4 separate regions of the Homo sapiens genome follow, and all the other regions are linked to region 3. Evidence: chromatin contacts called from ENCODE Hi-C or POLR2A ChIA-PET data. All regions are on one chromosome and are shown on one strand. The core of a region is the stretch at or near the end of the contact, and the rest is flanking DNA. Distances in the headings are between cores, read along the strand shown. Region 1 holds the start of PPFIA4 (PPFI scaffold protein A4). Region 2 holds the start of MIR29B2CHG (MIR29B2 and MIR29C host gene). Region 3 holds the start of RBBP5 (RB binding protein 5, histone lysine methyltransferase complex subunit). Region 4 holds the start of CD46 (CD46 molecule).

Region 1 (3,011 bases), core at 58-2,557, 2.1 Mb after region 3:
CCTGCTATGTGTGCCTCCTATGTGTACCTTTCAGCTACTCCGTGGCTGTAAATTGCCTTCAGAAGACCTAGCACCGAGCATAGTATCTGGCAGATAGTAGGTGTCCAACAAATGTTTGCTGGATGTTGAGCAAAGTACTAGGTACCAGATCCAAGAACTCTGGAAAGGACTATGGGAAATCCCTGAAACCTGGCTCCTGGAGGGGACCCTTAAGCTCACACCAGGAGGGGATCTCCCTGCGAAGCAGCGCCTCCTTAACCACTTGCTCTCCACACAGAACGGCCCCAACTCTCCTGCTCCTCTGATGGAAACTACCAGCACACCTCTCCTCAAAGGTGACATCAGCTCCTAGTGGCACCTTGTCCTGGATCCCTCCTCCTTCTCGAAGAAAACCACCTACACCATGTCTCCAAGTCCTCCAGCCCGACCTCTCTCTTCCCACCCACCATCAAAACCTCAAAATCTGCGCTGGAAAACATCCCTACTGCGTGGACGTAAGTCAGCGCCCCACTCCCACCCTCCCAGTTCAGGCATCTCTATTCCAGCCCTCTTTTCCTGTTGCGCCCACCCCTGTCCCCACCCCCACCAGGCCTCGGGTTGGCCGCTCCTTCCACCCCACCGCCCTGGCACTGCGGAGATGGGGGCATCTCTGGCACAGACTGAGGCTGGCAGTTCGAGGAATGGAGAGCTAGCGACAGGAACAGGGGTGCTATGAGCAACTCGGGAAAGATTAAGACCCCCGCGAAGAGCGAAGACCTCAGCCCATCAGAATCGCGTCCCCAAAGGAGTGGGGTTGGCCCCGGAGCCGAGAGGCGCTTTTTCTGACTCTCCTGGAGGGGAAATGGGGGCGCAGTCTGCTCCGTTCCCACCGGGAGACTCGCCAACTCGGCCCCCTCCCCTGAAGCCGATGGAGCAGAGGGCGCACTCCACGCCCTCCCCGCAGATCAGGCATCGCCCCTATCCTCACCCCCAAGGGCACAGGGCACCGCAAAGGAGGGCGAGGGGCGGCAGGGTAAGCAGTACCGACGCCTGCCGGAGGTAGCACATACGGAGTCAAAAAGGGCTGTTTCCCGAGGTGCGATAGACGAGACCCCTCCCCAAACTGTCGAGGGGAGCTGGAGATGGGGAAAAGACGCATCCTACCCCAGTCCAGGCTCTGGGCGCTCACCTGCCTGCAAATGCCGAAGGCCAGGCGGCTAGGCTCGGAAGCAGCAGGGAGCCGCCCCCGACCCGTGCAGCCCGACACGTCCTAGAGCCGAGCCGGCGCCGAGGTAGCTGCAGCCTCCGCCGCCCAAGCGCGCGGCCGCGGGGCCCCGCCCCCTTCCTCCGCGGACAACCCCCCCCGGCTCCGCCCCCTAGGCGGGGCTGGGCTGCCGCGACCGAGGCCACGCCTCCCGCCCCCAAGCGCCTCGGGTCCGGGCACGTGACGAGAGCGCCGCTTTGAGGCCGCGCGCCATCTTGGTTCAGCCTAGGAGGTGGCGAAGTGCCAGAGTTTTATTCCGCAGAAGGGTCTCAGGGCCCAGGAGTGCTGCCCACATTCTGCCCCTCCCTCTGAACTCGCCCTTGTTCCTAGTCTAACAGCCCGTTCCCTAAATTGGCCTTAGTCTCGGCCTTGTAATTGTCAAGTTTGTCACCTTTCACGCTTGCTCTCCTGCCCGTTCCTTGCTTTTCCTTTGATCGCACCCATTTTTTAAGTGGGGAAACTTGATATCCGGATACTACATCTGTAGTATGCTCTTCAGTGAATTGTGTCGCTTGCCTTCAGGCACCTGGCTGTTCTAACACTGTTACTACAAAATGAAGGGTTTGTCTATTACATATACATAGTATGAAAACAAGTCTCAAATGCCAAAATTCCTGACTGACAAATTTTAGCTAAGCCTCTCCATTTTCCTGAATTGCTCCCTTACCCTGCCCCCTGTGGCTATTAATGCATCTTTTCCATCTGCTTTGTGAAGTTTCATCACAGTGCCTACTCAATCCTTTACCAATACCCAGTAAGCACCACTAAAAGTGTGAACAATTTTTATATACATGCAATGTGTTCATGTGTGTGTATTTATAGATATATACACAGCATGTTCTATATCAGCAGCAAATGCTATAGTTGAGATCAGTGACACATACAACCTTCTCTCATTTATCTTCCACCCAATATATTCACCATTTGGCATAATTTCCTTGCGTCTCTTTGAAGACAGGGAAATCTTGAGTAATTCTGATCTGAGGGGTGGGTAAGTGAAGCTAAATCTGTGACCCTTGAACAACAGGGCCTTCAACTGCACAGGGCCAGTTGCATGCAGATTTTCTTCCTTCCCCGCCACCCCTGAGACAGCAAGACTACCCCTCCTCTTCTTACTCGTCAGCCTGCTCAACATGATGACCCACTTAATGAACAGTAAATGTATTTTCTCTTCTTTGATTTTCTTAATAACATTTTCTTTTCTCGAGCTTATTATAATAAGGTATATACTACATATACAAAATGCACATTAATCAACTGTTTATGTTATCAATAAGGCTTCCAGTCAACAGTAGGCTATTAAGTTTTCGGGCAGTCAAAAGTCATAGCAGATTTTCAACTGTGTGAGGGTCTGTGTCCATAACTCTCACAGCGTTCAAGGATCAATTTATGTTGCTTGACAGAGCAAAATCACAGTATATAACCTGTAGTCCAGAAAGTTCTAATTCTTCTTCGGGTGGTCTGGGGTCCTCACCAAAAGGAAATCCCTGAGACACTTCACATCCTGTCACTAATAAAGCATGTATCATGCTAGAAACGGCAACTCAGCCAATGCAGAGGAAGGCTGAAGCCAAGATAACGACTGGTAACACATTTTACCAAATGTTTGTCAATATTATGCTGAGAGAGAGCTGAGGCAGTATCTAGTACTGTATCTGTCACCATACCATGGAATTTGACACAAAAAACTCAGAGCTGAGTCAGAATACAATTATTAAGCCAAATTTATTTCACCCCCTTTTTAAAGGTACTCCTAAGCGGGGAACAA
Region 2 (3,358 bases), core at 94-2,593, 2.7 Mb before region 3:
AGAGAGTGAGAGAGCGAGCGAGCAAGCAAGCTCCGTCGATAGGTCTGCTAGCAACAGCCGTGCTGCAGCAGAGAGAGAGAGAGAAATCAAGAAACAAGTCATAGCAACACCGGGCACCAGGTTCTGCCAGCTCACTTGCTGAGCGTTCAGAGATCTGTCAGGGCCAGAGGCCTCTGGGTAGCCTAGGCTAGGAGATGACACGCAAGGTGGCACGGGCGGTTCCCGTGGGGAGGAGGTGGGGTGGTGGTGGGGGGCAGGGGTGGGAGCAAGAGGTTGTGGGGCGACGGTGGAGGGTTTGATGGGACCAAATTCTGGAACATTCGGGACTGCGGCACCTTACGGCGGGACCAAGATTTGGGTCTGCGCAGGCGGCGATGGGTGGTCCGACGGGCTTCAGGACTTGATGGCGTAACCCCCTTCTTCCCCCACGTATGTATTTGCTGGGATCAGGGGCGCTGTCTCTGTGTATGTGGGTGCTCTGTCTTTCTCACCTTCTTTCTCGATTTTTGCTATTTATTTCTCTGAGGGAGGGTTTTTTCCCACTTTAATTTCTTTTCCCTAGTGTCAGCTGCTCAAGCCTGACCAGGGTAGAGGTGAGAGGAGTGAACCATCCCCTGCTTCCCACCTGACCTCCCAGCTTTTACCCTATTTCCTTCTAGTGGACAGACAGACTGGTTCTCCAAGTTGTTTGGGTGTCAGCGTCCATCTGTCTGTCCGTGCAGGTCTTATGTGGAAGGTAAGGGAGTGAGAAGTGCCGAAAGGAAGACAGAGGGACAGTTTTTTCCCAGGGGTTGCCTTATTGAAAGGTCTGGCCCTGGGATTCTGAGGCTGGTGGGGAGCCGAGTGGCCAGGGTGGGGTGTGGGCTGGGAGAAGTGGGGTAAAGCTGGTAGGTTTGTCACTGCGTAGTTGGGAAAAGTGGGGAATGGTGACGCAGTCACTGTTGCATCTGGTTAGGAGCTCTATGGGGACAGGTAGTGAGGCTCCTGGGGTCTCTGTGGCCAGCTGAGAGGGGTTAAGGATGAGCTAAGAAGGGAAGCTAGCATTTAGAGATTAAATGTCATCCTTTTGGCGTTGGAAAGTTGTTTACCTTGCGCTCTCTGTGTCTCCATGTTGGCTCCCTTCCAGTTCACATGTGATGGCCTTCCCTGTACTGCTGCATCATTAACTAAGTGACTGAGCTGGCCTTCCATTGGCCAGGGGAGGGCTCTCCCTCCAGACACTTCCTCTGATTGGTGGGTGGGCCAATGGCAGGTGAAAAGCTTTTTTTGATTGGCTCAGGGCAGGGTATCAAATCTGAATTTGCATTTCACTTGCTTAAAGGGGAGCGGGGAGAAGCCCAGCAGCTTTCTAAAATCTCTTTAGGGGTGTGCGTAGGCTCCTGTGTCTATGCCTGCTTTTGACTGCCCAGTTGAAGCCTCTTCCTATGCCTTTTAAAATTTCACGCACTATAAGGAGGAAGAGCTCAGGGCTCCCAAAACTTTTTATTTAGAGGGAAGAATGCTAGGGAGATGGGTATGCAGAGGGTTGACCAAATTGGAAGAAAATATTTATTCTGTAGTTTGGTGTTGGAAAAGGGAATTTTCCAATCAGCCACACCTCAGTGTTGCGGCAAAATAATTCTTGGCTCCCCTGGAAACGCATGGGCAAGGTAGGGCAGAGCTGCTGCTGCTGATACTGCCACCACCCTGGGCTTCCTGCTGACTCTGGGCTACTCCCTGGGGACAACAGATTTGCATTGACGTCCGGGGCTGTCCAGAGGCCCTCAAGAGCCAGTTGTGAGCTGAGCCCAGTATGGGAAAGATCTACCTTCTGGAAGCTACTACTACGTGGTGCTTGGAAAGGTGAGGATGGGGGACTGACCCCAGGAAATTGCTCGAAACTCCGCATCTGGTGGGATTTCCAGAAAAGTCAGTGGGAGACGGGAGGTTTGGAGGCCCCGGGTTAGAAAGGTTTGTCAGTCTAGGGAATGAGGAGAATCAGAATAAAACTAGGGCAGCAGGCTGTCCGCCTTTGGTTGGGGGAGGGAGGCCTCGAAAAATCAGGGTCCCGGCTCTCTAACCTGTCTTTGTCGCAGGTCTCACGTTTGTGGGGAGGGGGTTTACCAAGCCCTGCGCCATGCGCAGTGGCCCCCACCCGTGACTGCGCATCTGGAAGCGCAGTGCGCCCTGGGTCTCTGGCCTAGGACGAGCACCGCCCTTCTTATTACATAACTGAGGGCATGGCACGCGCCTTCTCGGCCCTTCCTTGCAACCCTACCTTCTTGCTCCCCAGGGCCCATAGAGCTGGGGAGGGTCTGACTGGGTAGCAGTGAAGGACTGCAATCCCTGGGAGGGCTAACTCTTGTCTAGTTACTGGCAGGAGCCAAGCTTGAGGACAAAAGTGGTGGTTTTCTAGCCTCATCTTGGGGAAGAGGCTACAGAACATCCTTCTGAGTGCCCCATACCACCTATGGCCCCTAGGGCCTCTCTGGTGGAGGGGGTGGCACCCTTCTTTCACTCATGTCCCATCTGATTTTTGAGAGGATGTTTCTGAAGGAAAAGATGTGATGATTATCGGGGGCTTGGTTGGGAGGTAGTTTTGACAGTTTACTCCCCTTGTCACTGGCTTCCCCTCTTTTCCCTGGGTGGGTTTATGATCTTTCTGGACTCCTCTGATGAGCTGCCATTTTGGAGCCATTTCTGCTGGTCTCCGACATGGTGGCGTTGGTTTTTCTGTCCTGCTGTGCCAGTTCCGCAGAGTGGGCGGGGGGCGGGGGCTATGACGGAGGAGGGGAAGGGGGGGCAAAAGCACAGCAGAGGCAGGCACAGTGGTGGCTGCCGCAATGAAGGTGGCTCTAGGGGCAGAGCCGCCTAGTCCCACCCTTGGACACAGTCCTGGGTGGGGATTCAGGTGGAAGGCGTCTGGGTAGGGGTTCAACACCTGGGCCCGGCTTTGCCAGAGCGTGGGTTTCCCATGTCCTCATCAGCCTGGTGCTTGGAGTAGTTCGGAAAAGCTGAGTGTCTGAATGAGAGTGGAGGCAGAGGCTCGGCAGCTCATCTCAGACGTGTCAGACCCGTGGTTTGTGTTCCCCAAATAGGCTCTGTCTCCAGCAGCCTCCCTGTGGGGACAGGGAAGTGAGGTCCATGGCAGCTTTGAGGATCTGTTCGGATGGTCCTGCCTGCTTACTGTTTTTCTTCTCTTTCTCCTCCATGCCCCCTGCCAGTGCCATGGTTCCAGCTGTAGTCCTCTTGTGAGGCTCCCCGCTGCCCGTTCCCCCTCTCTCCAGGCCCTTCTGCGTGCAGCGGCCATCTTGTCTTTCTTGCTCAGAAACTTAAAATGGTTTCTCATAATTCCCAGAGTAAAATTCCTTCCCTTTAG
Region 3 (3,191 bases), core at 52-2,551:
CACCAAGTATTATCTTTGACTAGTTTCTGGACTTCTGCTTCATTCTGCAACCTGCAGCCAACTACCATGGTGTCCATCTATTATTAGGCGCTTTAAATAGCTCCTTAATTCACATTTACTCTCTTCAATCGATGTGTCAGACTGTGGGGGCCACTTAATTCCCATTCCAAATTCTTGGGAAAGGAATTTAATTGGGTTGAGCTTAGGTCAGGGGCTTACTGAAAGAGCAATCAACTGGGGCCCAGGGACAGGGTGCACTGTGTGAATGAGGCTGCTTTTTCTGCAAATTTGTCAAGTAGAGGCAGACTGGACTAGCTACATAATTTGCAGGGCCCTGGGCAACATGAAAATGCTGGGCTCCCTAGTTCAAAAGTTTCATTATTGTTTCCAAAAGTTTGCAATTGCAGACAATACTGCGATTAATAAACTTGTGTATGTGTATTTTTCCATTGTCGGAGACCTAGCCCGAGTACTATTTTCTGCAGCGAGCCTTTGACGTTGTTTCCTTTTTCTGATGAGCCACAGCATTTATAGTAGGAATTTGTTCATATAAAATTTGCTCTTTCGCTAGATACCAGTAACTGGACTTCTCTAATTGCTTTGGGTATTTCATTGGAGTTCTGTATGACTGAGCTCCGGGAAACTCAGTCCACCCCTCATTCCAATTCTTTTTCACAGTCTTTTTCACAGCGTCCCTGTCAACACTGTTTGGTAAAGGGTAAAACCTTAGATAATAAGGTTTTTATTATCTTAACACAGACAGGCCTAACATATGTTGTCGTACCTTTCTGTAGGATCAATAGCATATCTTTACAAATGAGAAATAATTTTCACGAGACCGAAACACCCTGCAACGCCACCTACATACAGGGTAAGTACGCGCCTTGGTGAGGTCAGCGGCGCTACACACCCGAGCACTAGGGGACGACCTTCCCTGGTTTCTTGCATTAGCAGGACTTGTCCGGAACCTTTCCTGCGGAGTCTGAGGTAGCCCGCCCGGACAACGCCGCTGAACACACAACAGGGCAAGAACTAGTAGGTTAACTGTATGCCTGGAATTTCTACCTCACCTACATGTTCCCGGAGCAAATAATCTTAAATTGTCGCGCTATTTAAAGTCCCTAGTGACGATAACATTGTTGTACCTCAGCAAAGATCATAATTAATTGTTTCCGAGAGAGTGTATGCTTGATTTTGGTCAGGCATATATTTGGGCAGCCCACCTGAAACGAACAAGGAAGGCGGGGGAAGAAAGCGGAAGCCGCGGGGCCTTCTAAGGCCGAAAGTCTTCGGAGCTTGCGCCAGTCTCTTCGCGGCGTCCACCACTTAGACGCAAGTTGCTGAAGCCGGCCGGGGAGAAGGTGTTGTTGCCGGAGCTGAGACCGGGCGGCCACAGTCCGCAGGGATGAACCTCGAGTTGCTGGGTGAGAAGGGCTGTGGCTGCGTTTTAGAGAAGCGTTGGGTACTGGAAAGGAGGGAACCCAGGCGGGAGGGGAGTCAGGCTGCAATCTTAGGGACACTGTTCGGCTATGGATCACTGGGCACACCTGATGTGGAGCAGCAGCGGGAGGAGGAAGCCCACCTTCTGCCCGAGTAGGTTGCATTGCCCCTCCCGAGGCCACTTTCATATCAATTATGGAGCGATGGGGACAGACAGTTTGTGACTTAGCTTTGATTATGAGGATCGCAGGTGTTGAAGTACCCAGAGCAGCCAGGACCAGAGTTGTTGGAGATGGAATTTGAAGAAGTGAGGCTTGGGATGAAGCTTTGAAGACTTGTCAGGGAATTGGGTGCCTGAACAGGTTAATCTTTTTGTAGAAAAGAGAAGTCTAAGGAGGGGACTTGGAGATCTTCTGGTAGAAGCTTCTCATTGAACAGATGAATAAAGGCTCAGAGGGTAATGGCTAGGCACTAAGCAAGTAAATGGCATAGTTGGCACTGGAATCCAATTATCCTAACTTTCTGTTTAAGGTCCTTTGCTAGGGACGGTGTGTAAAACACTGAGGTGTGAAATACGGAGGGAGTTGTCTTTTGTCGCCCTCACTTTGAGTCATTGCCTCCTTACCTCCTATCCAGATTATTTAAAAACTGTAGGTCCTTTCTCCTGGACTTCCATTAGGTGACATTTAGCATGGTATTCTAGGGGTAGCTGAGGTTTTCAAGGACTTCTGCACTACTTGCTGTTCCTAATGGTTAGGTTTCTCTTTTAAAAAAGTCAGAAGATATGTTAATTGTCAAAAGGGCTACAAAGATACATAAAAAATGGTCTTTGCCCTTAAAGAGCTTTTCATTAAGCAGGGAGTTTAAGGTGATTATGTAAAATAGCTGTAGGATATTGCAGAATGTAGGCAGGCCTGAAAGAGTCATTACCAGTTGCTAAGAATGTTTGGAACAGAGAGTGAATGTCTTTGGGGTAAAGGAAGAAGTCAACCAGGAAAAACAAACCCCCCAAACCTGTGGAGGAGTTGGAGTTTTAAGTGGACTTTTTTTTTTTTTTTTAAGACAGCCTCGCGCCGTCGCCTAGGCTGGAGTGCAGTGGCACAGTCTTGGCTCACTGCAACCTCTGTCTCCTGGGTTCGAGTGATTCTCGTGCCTCAGCCTCCTGAGTAGCTGGTACTACAGGTGCGCACTGCCATGCCTGGCTAATTTTTGTATGTTTAGCAGAGATGGGGTTTCACTGTGTTGGCCAGGCTGGTCTCAAACTCCTGGCCCCAAGCAATCCACTCACCTCAGCCTCCCAAAGTGTCCGGCCTTAAGTGGATTTTTAAGGTTGGTAAAATATCAACAGGCTGAAGTATGAAAATATGGGAGGGATGTTCAGTAGGCATCAGTGAGAGAAGACCTAAAGAATTTTCCTGCTTGGCCAGGTTGTGGATAAAGAGAATGCCAGGGGATGGGATCGGTGCCATCTATTTTGTGTTGGTTCTCGAATGCCTAGCTCAAAAGTTTGGGCTTTTTAGGGAAGGTAGGGTAGATCCATTGAAGGATTTTGACTTAGTAACTCAATCAGAGCTATGAGTTTGTAAGGTTTGTCTGACAGCAATGTGGAGTTGAGTTTTGGAGGAGTGTAAAACCAGTTTGGAGGGGTAGATTATATGAGTGATGAGGAAGGCCTGAGCTAGGAAATAGAAAAGACATTGAGGAGGTAGGGATGACAAATTTGAGAATAGATTGCATATAGTGCTGATGAG
Region 4 (3,206 bases), core at 330-2,829, 2.6 Mb before region 3:
GTGGCATGATCACAGCTCACTGCAGCCTTCACCTCCTGGGCTCAAGTGAATCTCCTACCTCGGCCCCCAGAGTAGCTGGGACCACGGGCATAAACCACCATGCCCAGCTAATTTTTGTATTTTTTTGTAGAGACAAGGTTTTGCCATGTTGCCCAGGTTGATCTTGAACTCCTGGGCACAGGCAATCACCCCGCCTGGGCCTCCCAAAGCGCTGGGATCACAGGCGTGAGCCACTGCGCCTGGCCTAGCATGCATTTTTAAAAGTATTGATTCCATTCAATGAAATACAAAATAAATTTAGTGGGATAGGCCTTAAGCTTTAGCTTATGAGCTGCAGGGGAAAACAAGATTAACATTATCTGCCTTCCTTTGTTAGGATACTAATTTCTCACTAGGTTTGGCTACCATTGTTTTTTAGGTTGTTTCACATCTCTCAAATATGACTCAAAGTAATGAAAAGAAGGAAAACAATGTCAAAAAGCCATTAGGCAATGGAATCAGATACTATCTATATTGGTTGGGAACAGGAAGAAGACTCGATGGCCCACCCACCCCCCAAAAAAGCAGCCATTTACAAACTAATAGGAGCTCAGGTAACACGGAGACTGTTCACAGAAGGCACAAAAAGCATGGCGCGCCCTTACCACCTCTCTAACCCCAGGCACCGAGAGCCTGCTCTCACTCAACATGCCCTCCCTAGCCCCAGAGTCCGCGCTCACTCCATTCAAAGCAAACAGTTGAGCTGTCTTGCCCACAGTGAACTCTGCACACAGGCCACTTACGCACAGCACGCTCCCAGCAACACCTGGCCAGGCCCCTGCTCGCCCAGCCCAGCACATGGGGCACAGCAGACGCACTGCAACCCTTACCGCGGGTACTGTCCAAGCCCTAATGAACACCCCACTCACCAAGGCACCAAGGGAACACAGGGCAAACTCTCACCACGGACACAGCACGGGCCCTAGCAACACTCCCACGCACCTGTGCACTCCAGAACAAGCCCTCACCTAGGGCGCCCAGTCCGCGCTCCCCTGGCCGACTGGCTCAATCCCGAAAACACGATTCACGCTTTTTTTAGGGACGCAGCCAGATCCTGCGTAAATGCTGGCCGCGCACACGACGCCACCAAACAAGCTTCACCTCGGGCTCTGCGTGGTCCCCGCATTCCCCGCCACATACCCCCGGGATCTGAGCACTGCACCCCTCAGAGAACCCTGTCCCCAAACAGGCACGGCCTGCTGTGAGCCCCGCCCCGCGACTCTTGCCCGACTGAGGAGAGCTCTAGTCTCGCCGCGGACGCGCGAACCCGCCCCGGGGTCCTACCGGAGAAGGAGTACAGCAGCAACACCATGGCCGCCAGAAGCAACCCAGGAAAGCGCCAGGAAGGAAAGGGACACTCGCGGCGGCCGGGAGGCTCCATGCGCGGCGCGGAAGACGCTGTTATTTCTCCGGAGGAAAGCAGAGAAACCGAGAGCCAGCCGAGCAGGGAAGTCCCTTCTGGGTCCAGATATGGGACGCAACAATCCCCAACTCACAAAGCATCCAGTGCTGCAGGACAGGTGGGCGTGGCCCGAGCCGCGCCCGGGGCGGAAGTGCGTCGAGTCACCAGGGCGGCTGGGGCCAATCGGCGGGCCGCGGGGCGGAGCCTCGGCGTTCATGGGCAGCCCTTGGCCTTCGAGAGGTCAGGGGGAGGCCCTGGCGGAACCTAACAGAACAGGTTCCCCGAGGCCGCCTTTTTTCTTGCTAAGCCCTTGGCCTACCATCCCGGAAGCCTGAGGCGTCCTGCGGGAAAGGACTGGCTCGCCGTCATATTTGTGACCCAGGCAGGGTGGAGAGAAAACTAAGCTGCTTTGGTAATAGTTTCCGGGAATTCGGGAGTCAAGAATAAAGCACTTCGACCTAAAAATAGAGATCCAGAGTCTAGACAGGGGGTCACCGTGGGCTAGCACCCCTCAGGGTTAGTTTTATCCTGGGGCACTGCAGGCTGTCAGGACTGCCTGGGCCCTTACTTGGTATTTGGCATTAGTCAGGCATTATTGGGAACAATATTTGAGTTTTTCTTGCTTGAATGCCTGCTACTGGATCGTCTCGGGGCCGTCTTGTTTTCACAATCTCAAAGGTTTGGCTTCTGCACTCCCAGCCCCTAAGGTAATTTGCCCTTTGCTCCCCTCCCTGGAGGGGACCCTTCCGAATCTAATTTATTAAGCAACACCAGGCAATTAGAATATTGAGACTCTATGGGGCCCTTGCCCTTGAGCAACTAAATTTTTTATTGAAGACGAAATATACATGCATGAACAATGTAAGGACAAGGGTGTCCTAAGTGCCAAATTCCTGGAAGCAATAAATGCAGAAGGATTCGGATGGGTAGAAATTGTTAGGTGAAGAGTGGATAAGGGGGAGAACTTTTCTGGTGAAACAATCTGAGGAACAATACTGGAAAATTAAGAATGAGCAGGATTGATTTGTAGGATTGTGAGTAAACCGGAATGACCGGTAAAAGGAAAAGGACATGACTGACATTAAAAGAGCAAACAAAGAGTTGACATTTCTTCCCCTCAGATTGGCAAAGAATTAAAACGTCAGCCAATGTGAGTGAACGTGTTGCAGGGGGACCAGCACTCTGTAACATAACTTTTCAGTATGTTAAAAGTCTTAAAGTGGACATGACTTGTGTTAGGCTCTCAGTTCCCAGAGAAATCATCAGAGCTGTGATCAAAGCTCTGATGTGATCAAAACTCTGATGTGATTAATTTTTGAAAAAATGTAAACCCTAAGTGTCTAGCAAAAGTAATAAAGAATTTCTGGCAGTTACCTTTGTGTGATGGAATTCTATGCAGCAAATATTGCAAAAGAATACCAAATATGAGAAACTATGATATCATTGTAAGTGGAAAAAGCAGAGTCCAAACTGGCATGTGCCTTTTGGCAGTCCTTTTATTAAAACAAAAGTACCATATTGATATGTATAAAAAGAAACTAGGAATACAGCAAAATTAACAATGGTTGATAAGATTACAGATATTTCACTTTCCTTATGCTTTTCAGTTTTCTATGTTGACCTTATGTTACATTTAGAATAAAGTAAAGAAAATGTATTTAAAAAATCAAACCTATATATCAAGGGCTGTTTTGTTCATAGAATTATGGGAGCAGAACTTGTATTACACAGGGTTAACCTATGAGAGGACGGTGAGGAACTGGAT

Evidence for each region. Hi-C counts contacts between places; a loop is a spot of excess contacts on that map. ChIA-PET counts read pairs that join two places held with the same protein, here RNA polymerase II (POLR2A). Pooled maps may share reads with other maps.
Region 1: a map with no recorded cell type shows a loop between it and region 3 (8-fold over the local background). The contact joins the promoter of PPFIA4 here to the promoter of RBBP5 in region 3. A Hi-C loop is called at or near these places in 2 of 37 single-sample maps with no recorded cell type and 4 of 50 pooled maps.
Region 2: a loop to region 3 is called in a map of B cell, with 8 times the contacts of the local background. The contact joins the promoter of MIR29B2CHG here to the promoter of RBBP5 in region 3. A Hi-C loop is called at or near these places in 1 of 168 maps with a recorded cell type or tissue (B cell) and 6 of 50 pooled maps. POLR2A ChIA-PET finds 5 or more read pairs at or near these places in 1 of 52 experiments (activated CD4-positive, alpha-beta T cell).
Region 4: a loop to region 3 is called in a map of CD8-positive, alpha-beta T cell, with 20 times the contacts of the local background. The contact joins the promoter of CD46 here to the promoter of RBBP5 in region 3. A Hi-C loop is called at or near these places in 1 of 168 maps with a recorded cell type or tissue (CD8-positive, alpha-beta T cell), 1 of 37 single-sample maps with no recorded cell type and 8 of 50 pooled maps.

Annotation. Positions count from the first base shown.
Region 1 is chr1:203,024,787-203,027,797 of GRCh38, reverse strand. It overlaps PPFIA4 (PPFI scaffold protein A4), which reads right to left and starts at 1,307. Exons shown (of 30, transcript NM_001304331.2): 1 at 1,169-1,307. TMEM183A (transmembrane protein 183A) reads right to left here. Exons shown (of 8, transcript NM_138391.6): 8 at 2,950-3,011. RefSeq lists an enhancer at 860-1,381 and a silencer at 1,208-1,517.
Region 2 is chr1:207,820,688-207,824,045 of GRCh38, reverse strand. MIR29B2CHG (MIR29B2 and MIR29C host gene) reads left to right here and starts at 1,343. Exons shown (of 6, transcript NR_135299.1): 1 at 1,343-1,842. It overlaps LOC148696 (a long non-coding RNA gene), which reads right to left. Exons shown (of 1, transcript NR_026817.1): 1 at 1,450-3,358. RefSeq lists a silencer at 1,153-1,332 and an enhancer at 1,473-1,652.
Region 3 is chr1:205,120,088-205,123,278 of GRCh38, reverse strand. RBBP5 (RB binding protein 5, histone lysine methyltransferase complex subunit) reads left to right here and starts at 1,301. Exons shown (of 14, transcript NM_005057.4): 1 at 1,301-1,424. The coding sequence starts at 1,406. RefSeq lists a silencer at 324-618 and enhancers at 980-1,199, 1,340-1,519, 2,683-3,191.
Region 4 is chr1:207,750,427-207,753,632 of GRCh38, reverse strand. CD46 (CD46 molecule) reads right to left here and starts at 1,579. Exons shown (of 13, transcript NM_172351.3): 1 at 1,324-1,579. The coding sequence starts at 1,420. RefSeq lists silencers at 692-1,049, 1,629-1,738 and an enhancer at 1,319-1,528.